2 separate regions of the Homo sapiens genome follow, and region 2 is linked to region 1. A link is a loop called in an ENCODE intact Hi-C map of the cell type or tissue named here. Cell type or tissue: CD4-positive, alpha-beta T cell. All regions are shown on one strand. Links, peaks and the distances in the headings refer to the core of each region. The heading gives the core; the rest is flanking DNA. Region 1 holds the start of LOC105372309 (a long non-coding RNA gene). Region 2 has its middle 10 kb from the start of GATAD2A.

Region 1 (4,388 bases), core at 93-4,092:
CAGGTGTGAGCCACTGCACCCAGCCTGACAAGTTTTTTTTAATGATACATCAATGTTGCATACCAGGTTTTATGAGAGTAAACATTTCTCTTATTATTGTTTTGAAGTTTCATATTAGTGTGTTTTTTCAGTGTAGGTTTTTTTTTTTTTTTTGGAGATGGAATCTCACTCTGTCACCCAAGCTGGAGTGCAGTGGTACAATCTCAGCTCACTGCAACCTCTGCCTCCCGGGTTCAAGCGATTCTTCTGCCACATCCTCCCAAGTCCCTGGGACTATAGGCACGTGCCACAATGCCTGGCTGATTTTTGTGTTTTTAGTCGAGATGGGGGTTTCACCATATTGGCCAGGCTGGTCTCGAACTCCTGACCTCGTGATCTGCCTGCCTCAGCCTCTCAAAGTGCTGGGATTACAGGCATGAGCCAACGCGCCAGGCCTCATTTGTATTTCAATAGGGTCTCATTCGGTCAACCAGGCTGATTTGCAGGGCTCACTGCTGCCAGAACCTCCCAAACTCAGATGATCCTCTCATTTCAGCCTCTCAAGTAGCTGATTTACAAGTATTTGCCATCGCACCCAGCTAGCTTTTTTGTATTTTTTTGTAGAGACAGAGTTTTCCCATGTTGCCCAAGCTGGTGGTGAACTCCTCAGGTCAAGTGATCAGCCCATCTTGGCCTTCCAAAGTCCTAAGACTACATTTCATTTTATTAAGTAGTTTACTTAATTTATATTTAAAATAATTTATTAAGGAAATGAAGTTATTACTAGTTATATTGTTATTGTTTTATGTGTTTCTAGTAGTTATATTTTTCTCATTTTCTGTTTTACTTGGTTTCTTTTTTTTTTTTTTTGAGACGGAGTCTTGCTCTGTCACCAGGCTGGAGTGCAGTGGCGTGATCTCGGCTCACTGCAATCTCTGCCTCCCGGGTTCAAGTGATTCTCCTGCCTCAGCCTCCCGAGTAGCTAGGACTACAGGCACGTGCCACTAAGCCCAGCTAATTTTTGTATTTTTAGTAGAGACAGGGTTTCACCATGTTAGCCAGGATGGTCTCCATCTCTTGACCTTGTGATCCACCCGCCTCAGCCTCCCAAAGTGCTGGGATTACAGGTGTGAGCCACCACACCCAGCCTGTTTTACTTTCTTAATTTTTATTTAACTTTCTATTGGCATGCTTTGATTGTATTTTATTTTGCATACTTTCTATAAATATTATCTTTGTAATCATCTTGAAAACTGAAGATTACACACACCTTTTTTTTTTTTTTTTTTTTTTTTTGAGGTGGAGTTTTCCTCTTGTTGCCCATGCTGGAGTGCAGTGGCGCTATCTCGACTCACCGCAACCTCTGCCTCCCAGATTCAAGTGATTCTCCTACCTCAGCCTTCCGAGTAGCTATGATTACAGGCATGCGCCACCATGCCCGACTAATTTTGTATTTTTAATAGAGATGGGGTTTCTCCATGTTGGTCAGTTTGGTCTCGAACTCCCTACCTCAGGTGATCCACCCACCTCGGCCTCCCAAAGTGCTGGGATTACAGGCGTGAGCCACCGCGCCCGGCAACCTGATGGGTTTCAAATGACCCCCCGGGTGCTCCACATCTCAAAAGTTGCTCCCATGAATCTGGAATGCTATCTGTTCCTTGGGGATCAGGTCCCACCTGTGTCTCTGAGACACTGACTTGAGATGAGGCCAATGAGTTCAAGCATAAATTGCCTAAGTCATCATCAGCTTCATGTTGTGTTCTGGAGCTTGTCCACTTAAGAGGGTTGATTTAAAAATGGCTCACAAGACACATGCCTGGGAAACGGAGTTTTCTCCTTTGCTCTTAGCAGATCTTGGGCAACCCAATAATTAACCTTCTTGATTTCTCAACTTTCACATTTGCGAAAAAGGCGCTAATGCCCGTGACATTTCCCTGAAGACACAGTCCTTGTCACCCCCTACAAAGCTCTGAAGTTGTGCACAGGTGGGCCAGGTGGCTGATTTCTCTCAAAAGCAGCTGAGCTCGCGCTCTGGCTAGAGAAGGCAGAGGGCTGCGGCACAACGGACATTGTCTCAGACATCAGGACAGTTTCCATTGCAGTTTAGGAAAGAAGGCAGCTCCCTGGGCTGGAAATGACGCAACACTCTGGAAAGACCCTTGGGTGCGGGTGAGAGAGGCAACCCAGCTGCATAGGGCCAATGAGAGGAGGCCGAACCACCCGATTTGGACAAAGGTGAGGTATACTTCCTAGCCTAATACCCTCCTCAATGCCCAGCCCAGACCTACCCTTCACGTCCCTAGCTGTATTCACTCTCCCTGGCAACGGGGCGGCATGGAATTGGCTGCTAGCAATGCTTTGGACACCGGTAAGTCCACACCTCTCAGCCCCTACCTCCAGGACTACGCACCGCCCCCATGCATACTGGGATTGTAGTTCTGAAGCTACCTACTCATTGGCTAAAAACCGTGAAGAGACTACAGCTCCCAGCATATCAGGCGCGGCGCGCACCGCCCTGCCCCTTCCTCTAGTGCTGCGAACTGCTCCCGATCCTGGTACAGGCTGGGATTGTAGGTCCCGTAGCCTTGTGGCCAAAAGGCTGGGAGTTGCCATGAGACTACATCTCCCAGAAAGCTCAGCGAGGCGCGCGCCGTTCTGCCGCTTCTTCCAGTGATGCGCACAGTCCCTGATCCCTGTGCGCGCTGGGATTGTAGTCCCGCAGCCCTGCCATCGCTGGCCGGCATTGGTTAAGAAATTTTAGCTCCCGGCATGGTGGGCGAAGCCTCCACCTTCAGCGTCGCTCCTCCATGCCTTCAGAGCAGTTCCGCCCTGCGGAGGGGGAGCCTTCCTGTTCTTTAACCTCTCCTACCTGACGGGAGTGAACGTAGCCAGGGCAGCTTGTCTCAGCAAGTAACTGTGATCCCGCCTCCCCCAACGTGCTGGTTTCCTGACTTCCAAAGTGCCGAAAGTTTGATTTCTCACAGACCCTCAAGGGTCTGGGATCGTTTCCCAGCCTGCTCAAAGTTGCCATGGTACTCACCCTCTGGGAAGTTGGAACACTCAGTGACACCATGTGTTCCTTGAAACTAATCTGTGTCGCCTTTTAGGCTTTTGAGACCACTTGAACTCTGACTTTGTGGCATTTATTACCAAATCTACTAAAATGGGTCAACTGTCTGATTTTACCTCCTTTTCCACACATGTTGGTTAGGTAATTTGTTGATTAGACATGGTTTCCTCCAAAAGGGGATTATCTCTTCCTGATTGCCTCCAAGAGAAGGATGAAACGGTTGGGGGCTCTAAGGATCTATTTCCCAAATTTGAGATTCCACATTGATCATTCCTGGGCAAAATGTGGCATTCTTTTCCATAACCACAACCTTAGGCCAGCCTGAGTGCCATCGCAGCCCAATAGGGCTTATGGGACTCCAACTTAGTTCTGGTTAAGTTTTGTGTAAATATACTTGTCTGTATTTCACCTGGCTCTACTGGATAAAATGTCTAGGAGAAAGTAGGAGGTAAGAAGAATATGGGTGAAATTATAGGTAATGGAATGGGACACACTGGTTCTGTGGAGGTAGAGAGAGAACAACAACCTAAAACCCAGGGAATGAACAACTTACCTCAGAAGTTATGGAGAATGAAGGGGCATTAATAAGTTTTTGTCTTTCTGAATTACTCCTTGTGCAACCCAGAAAAGAGTATGGGAATCCTTTTGGGCCAGGATAGGAGTAGTATTTGTTAGACCAGAAGGTAAGGCAGAGGCTGTGAATTCATCTCCTCCTTTTGGCTGCCCATATTACCCTTAAGAATCCTTTGAGACTATTCTGTCTCTGTGATGTAGGTGTGGAATTCTAGGGGGCAGCGTGCACACTCAATGCCTAGCTTCCTGAGACCACAGTTCCTTCAAATGATGGATGATATGGTTTGGCTGTGTCCCCACCCAAATCTCATCTTGAATTCTAGCTCCCATAATTCCCGTGTGATATGAGAGGGACCTGGAGGGAGGTAATCGAATCACGGGTGTGTGTCTTTCCCAAGCTGTTCTTGTGGTAGTGAATATATGTCACGAGATCTGATGGTTTTATAGAGGGCAGTTGGCCTGCACATGCTCTCTTGCCTGCCACAGTGTAAGATGTGACTTTGCCTCTCCTTGCCTTCCTCCATGATTTTGAACCGACCGCCCACCTCCAGCCATGTAGAACTGTGAGTCAATTAAACTTCCTTCCTTTATAAATTACCCAGTCTTGGGTATGTCTTTTTATTAGTAGCATGAGAACAGGCTAATACTATGGAGAACAGCTGCTTTTTTCAGAAGAGACTCAGTCCCCCATAGGTAAGCTGAAGCTGGAAGCTAGGCAGCATTGATTACATTTTCTCCTTCTGTGAACTGGGGCTTCTCTTTCTGA
Region 2 (4,388 bases), core at 324-4,323, 660 kb after region 1:
TTGAAAGCTCAATTTAAGGCCCGGTACGGAGGCTCATGCCTGTAATCCCAACACTTTGGTAGGCTAAGGCAGGCAGATCGCCTGAGGTCGGGAGTTCGAGACCAGCCTGACCATCATGGAGAAACCCCATCTCTACTAAAAATATATAATTAGCCTCATTACACATTACTCATTCTCCTGCTGAGGCAGGAGAATCGCTTGAACCCAGGAGGCGGAGGTTGCGGTAAGCTGAGATCACGCCATTGCACTCCAGCCTGGGCAACAAGAGCGAAACTCCGTCTCAAAAAAAATAAAAGCTCAATTTAAATACTATTTTGAGTTTAATCTTGGATCCTACTATAGCACATTTTAACTTTCTACCTTTGGAAGCAATTTTGGACTTTTCTTGCCAATGTGATCAGCTCAAACTCTGACTTTTAGAAGAGCATAACCTCCTCAGGTCAAGGGAACTCACTTGGCTGTTTTCAACTCCAGGTCTCTGCCTGTGCCCATGCTATGCCTCTTCTCAGAACACCTAGCCACTTAAGAAACCTAACGGCTGGGAGCAGTGGCTCACGCCTGTAATCCCACACTTTGGGATGCTGAGTTGGGCAGATTACGAGGTCAGGAGTTTGAGACCAGCCTGGCCAACATGGTGAAACCTCATCTCTACCGAAAATACAAAAATTAGCCCTGCATGGTGGCAGGCGCCTGTAATCCCAGCTACTCGGGAGGCTGACGCAGAAGAATGGCTTGAACCCAGGAGGTGGAGGTTGCAATGAGCTGAGACTGCACCATTGCACTCCAGCCTGGGCAACATAGCGAGACTGTCTCAAAAAAAAGAAAGAAAGAAAGAAAAGAAAAAGAAACCTAACAAACAGGTCGCGCACAGTGGCTCATGCCTGAAATCCCAGCACTTTAAGAGGCCAAGGCAGGCAGATCACCTGAGCTCAAGGTTTGAGCCTTTTTCCCAATTACCCCATCATGTTTCCTGAGGCACTTCAAGTCCATATGGAGAGTACAGTAAGGTGAGGCTGTAGGGGTTAAAGCTACAATGAACTAAGGGATCTCAACTGGGAAAAATCAACCAAACTAGGAACTTCCAGATCACTGGCCTTCAGACATGCTCAGCCTATTGGCCCAGTGTCAACTGGTTTGTTCTTGGGCAGTATTAACATCCACAGATTGTTGTCCAACCTCAGGTGCCAACCTCAAGAGAAACGGTCAGCCTAAATATGATTTTTTTTTCAGACGGAGTTTCACTTTTGTTGCCCAGGCTGGAGTGCAGTGGCATGATCTCAGCTCACTGCAACCTCCGCCTTCCAGGTTCAAGCGATTCTCCTACCTCAACCTCCCTAGTAACTGGGATTAGAGGCGCCCACCACCCAGCTAATTCGTATTTTCAGTACAGACAGGGTTTCACTATGTTGGCCAGGCTGGTCTCAAACTCCTGACCTCAGGCGATCCACCCGCCTCAGCCTCCCAAAGTGCTGGGTTTACAGGTGTGAGCCACCGTGCCCGGCTCCTAAATATGATTCTTTAACAACTACCTTTACTAGGCATCTACAACAGTCTGGCCGCTTGCTGTATGCTTACAAACAAACCAGCCCACAAACGAGGATTTGAGTTTAATTTTGAGGAAACTGAGGCTCAGAAAGAGTAGGCCACTTGAAGTTAGGCTATTTTTCTAAGGTCACATGCCAGCAAGTGGTAGAATCAGGATCAAGCCCAAAGTTTTTTGGCTCTAAAGTTTCTATGGCACAGGGACTCCCACCGTACTTTTATAAAGCAAAAAGCTGTAAGTAACTGCAAACGATTCTTCAAGAACACACTCTTCCTGAAGGACCTATCTACTGTCGGATTCTTTAAGTTCCATACACACCTCCAGGCAGCTCTTGGTGCAGACAAGCTCCCGAGGGGAACACTGTGATAATATAACAAGAAACCATCTTTTTGGCCGCCCTGCCAGATAGGCCTCTGAGTTTGTGGGTGTATTAGTTGAGACCCCAAAACTGGCAAGTACAGGTCCACTGGTGGCTTCCAGCTCTGACAAAGCGGCTTACCAAGGAAAAGGGGTAACTTGAACATGTTTTCTATTTTTTTTTTTTGAGACGGAATCTCGCTCTGTTGCCCAGGCTGGAGTGCAGTGGCATGATCTCAGCTCATTGCAAACCCCGCCTCCTGGGTTCAAGTGATTCTCCTGCCTCAGCCTCCAGAGTACCTGGGATTACAGGCGTGCACCACCACACCTAGCTAGTTTTTACATTTTTAGTAGGGACGGGGTTTCGCCATGTTGGCCAGGCAGGTCTCAAACTCCTGGGCTCAAATGATCCGCCTGCCTCAGCCTCCCAAAGTGCTGGGATTACAGGCGTGAGCCACCGCGCCCGGCCTTGAACGTATTTTCTGTGCTCAACTTGGAGCCCAAGAACTCAGCCTGTAAGGAGGGAGAACAGGAAGTCAGGAGGGAGCAAGCATCCACTTCCCAAGGGCAGCAGAGCCCAGAGGTGGGAGCCTGGTCACATGCACAGTTGCATTACTTGTCCACGCCCACTTCCGGCCTGGGCCTGCCTCTCCACCTCCAGAGTCAGAACTTGGGTGGAAGGGAAAAAAAAAGACAACCAGAAACTCTCCTTCTAACACCCTCCCTCTTGCCCTCGAGGCTGTGCCCAAAATGAATATCCCGCCTTGCTCTCCAGCCCCACCTCTCACAGATACACTTACTTAAGAAAAGCACCTGTCAAATCTAAGACTTCCAGCCTTGCCCAACATAAAAAAGTCTAAACAGCACCTTCCCAGTCCCAGTGTAAGAGGAAAGCCTGGGCCGGGAGTGGTGGCTCACGCCTGTAATCCCAGCACTTTGGGAGACCGAGGTGGGTGAATTTTCTGAGCTCAGTTCAAGACCAGCCTGGGCAACACAGTGAAACCCCGTCTCTACTAAAATACAAAAAATTAGCCAGGCATGGCAGCATGCCGCCTGTAATCCCAGCTACTCAGGAGGCTGAGACAGGAGAATCGCTTGAACCTGGGAGGCAGAGGTTGCAGTGGGCCAAGATCACACTACTGCACTCCAACCTGGGCAACACAGCGAGACTCCATCTCAAAAAAAAAAAAAAAAAAGAGGAAAGCCCGGGCAGAGGGAAATCCATGCACCAAGAGTCTACCAATACATAACAAAGCAGTCATCTATTGGAAATCTCATTATTCCTAAACCACCACCAACACCCAGGCAGCCCCAGCTTGTCTGAATGTTTTTAAGATTTCAACAAGGGAAGGGCTTTTAGAGCGGTTTATCACTTAGTGTAATATGCATTGCCATGAAGAAATGCCACAGGATTCCAAAAACACGTCTCCACTGACTTCAAGAAAGGCAAACTTGGCCAGGCATGGTGGCTCACACCTGTAATCCCAGCACTTTGGGAGGCCTAGGCGGGAGGATTGCTTGAGCTCAGGAGTTCGAGACCACCCTGGGCAACATGGTGAAACCCCCATCTCTACTAAAACACAAAAAATTAGCCAGCCGTGGTGGCAGGTGCCTGTAATCCCAGCTACTCGGGAGGCTGAGGTAGGAGAATCACTTGAACCCAGGAGGTGGAGGTTGCAGTGAGCCAAGATCACGCCACTGCACTCCAGCCTGGGCGACAGAGCAAGACTGTCTCCAAAAAAAAAAAAAGAAACAAAGGCAAACCTGAAAATGCTCCCTGCCGTGACCATTCTAGTTTCTCTCGTTTCTCCAAGATTACAGCCACAGTGGTCATGAATCAACTATCGCCAACAATCAAGTAGGAAAATGCCATAATTTCTGTCTCCTTTTAGAGACAGGAAACAGGAGCCCAGTGAGGAAATTAAAGAGGTAGTGAGGTTTCACTTCTACACCTCCAAGAAACCCCACCTGAAGCTCCCAATGAGGGTAGCTGCAGCACTTAGGGATATTCTCAAGAAACCTCACAATGTTCTTTCATTCATTTGCTTGTTTATTTGTCTGCAACTAAGATGTAAGCTTCTGGAAGGCCAGCTGTGTCAGTCCTGCTCACTGCCAGACCCCCATCACCAAGCATGAAAATGTTTTATCTTAGGCATGAAAGTGTTTGTTCCTGAATTATTTGTTCGCATAGGAAGTTACATGGGCCAGAAGATTTAACACTTTCTAATTTTTAATGTAATGTAAATTGCACTAGAAAACACACATACACCATATCTTATGGCCACACAAGTAAAGCTCTTAAGTGTTCACTTGTCCCTTATAATTTTTTTTTTTTTACACGGAATCTCACTCTGTCACTCAGGCTGGAGTGCAGTGGCCCGACCTCAGCTCACTGCAAACTCTGCCTCTCACTCAGGTTCAAGCCATTCTTGTGCCTCAGCCTCCCGAGTAGCTGGGATTACAGGCATGTGCCACCACGCCCAGCTAA

What was found. A loop is a pair of places that touch in the nucleus more often than their neighbours do. Peaks named below come from ENCODE experiments on the same cell type or tissue, not always from the same donor. Only the 100,000 strongest peaks of a DNase experiment are listed, where the experiment ranks them.
Region 2: a loop joins it to region 1, with 7 times the contacts of the local background. A loop is called at or near these places in 1 of 110 quality-filtered maps.

The regions. Positions count from the first base shown.
Region 1 is chr19:20,050,389-20,054,776 of GRCh38, reverse strand. LOC105372309 (a long non-coding RNA gene) reads left to right here and starts at 1,984. Exons shown (of 3, transcript XR_936387.2): 1 at 1,984-2,214. RefSeq lists enhancers at 1,974-2,700, 2,701-3,428. In CD4-positive, alpha-beta T cell, for the core only: no CTCF peak of the experiment used is centred there; DNase peaks (open chromatin) are centred at 2,586 and 2,736; H3K4me3 peaks cover 1,614 bases; H3K27ac peaks cover 1,115 bases.
Region 2 is chr19:19,393,154-19,397,541 of GRCh38, reverse strand. It overlaps a transcript of GATAD2A not described here. Among named protein-coding and RNA genes, the nearest start is that of GATAD2A, 10 kb to the left of the region's middle. RefSeq lists enhancers at 1,700-2,553, 2,575-2,664. In CD4-positive, alpha-beta T cell, for the core only: no CTCF peak of the experiment used is centred there; a DNase peak (open chromatin) is centred at 2,531; H3K27ac peaks cover 413 bases.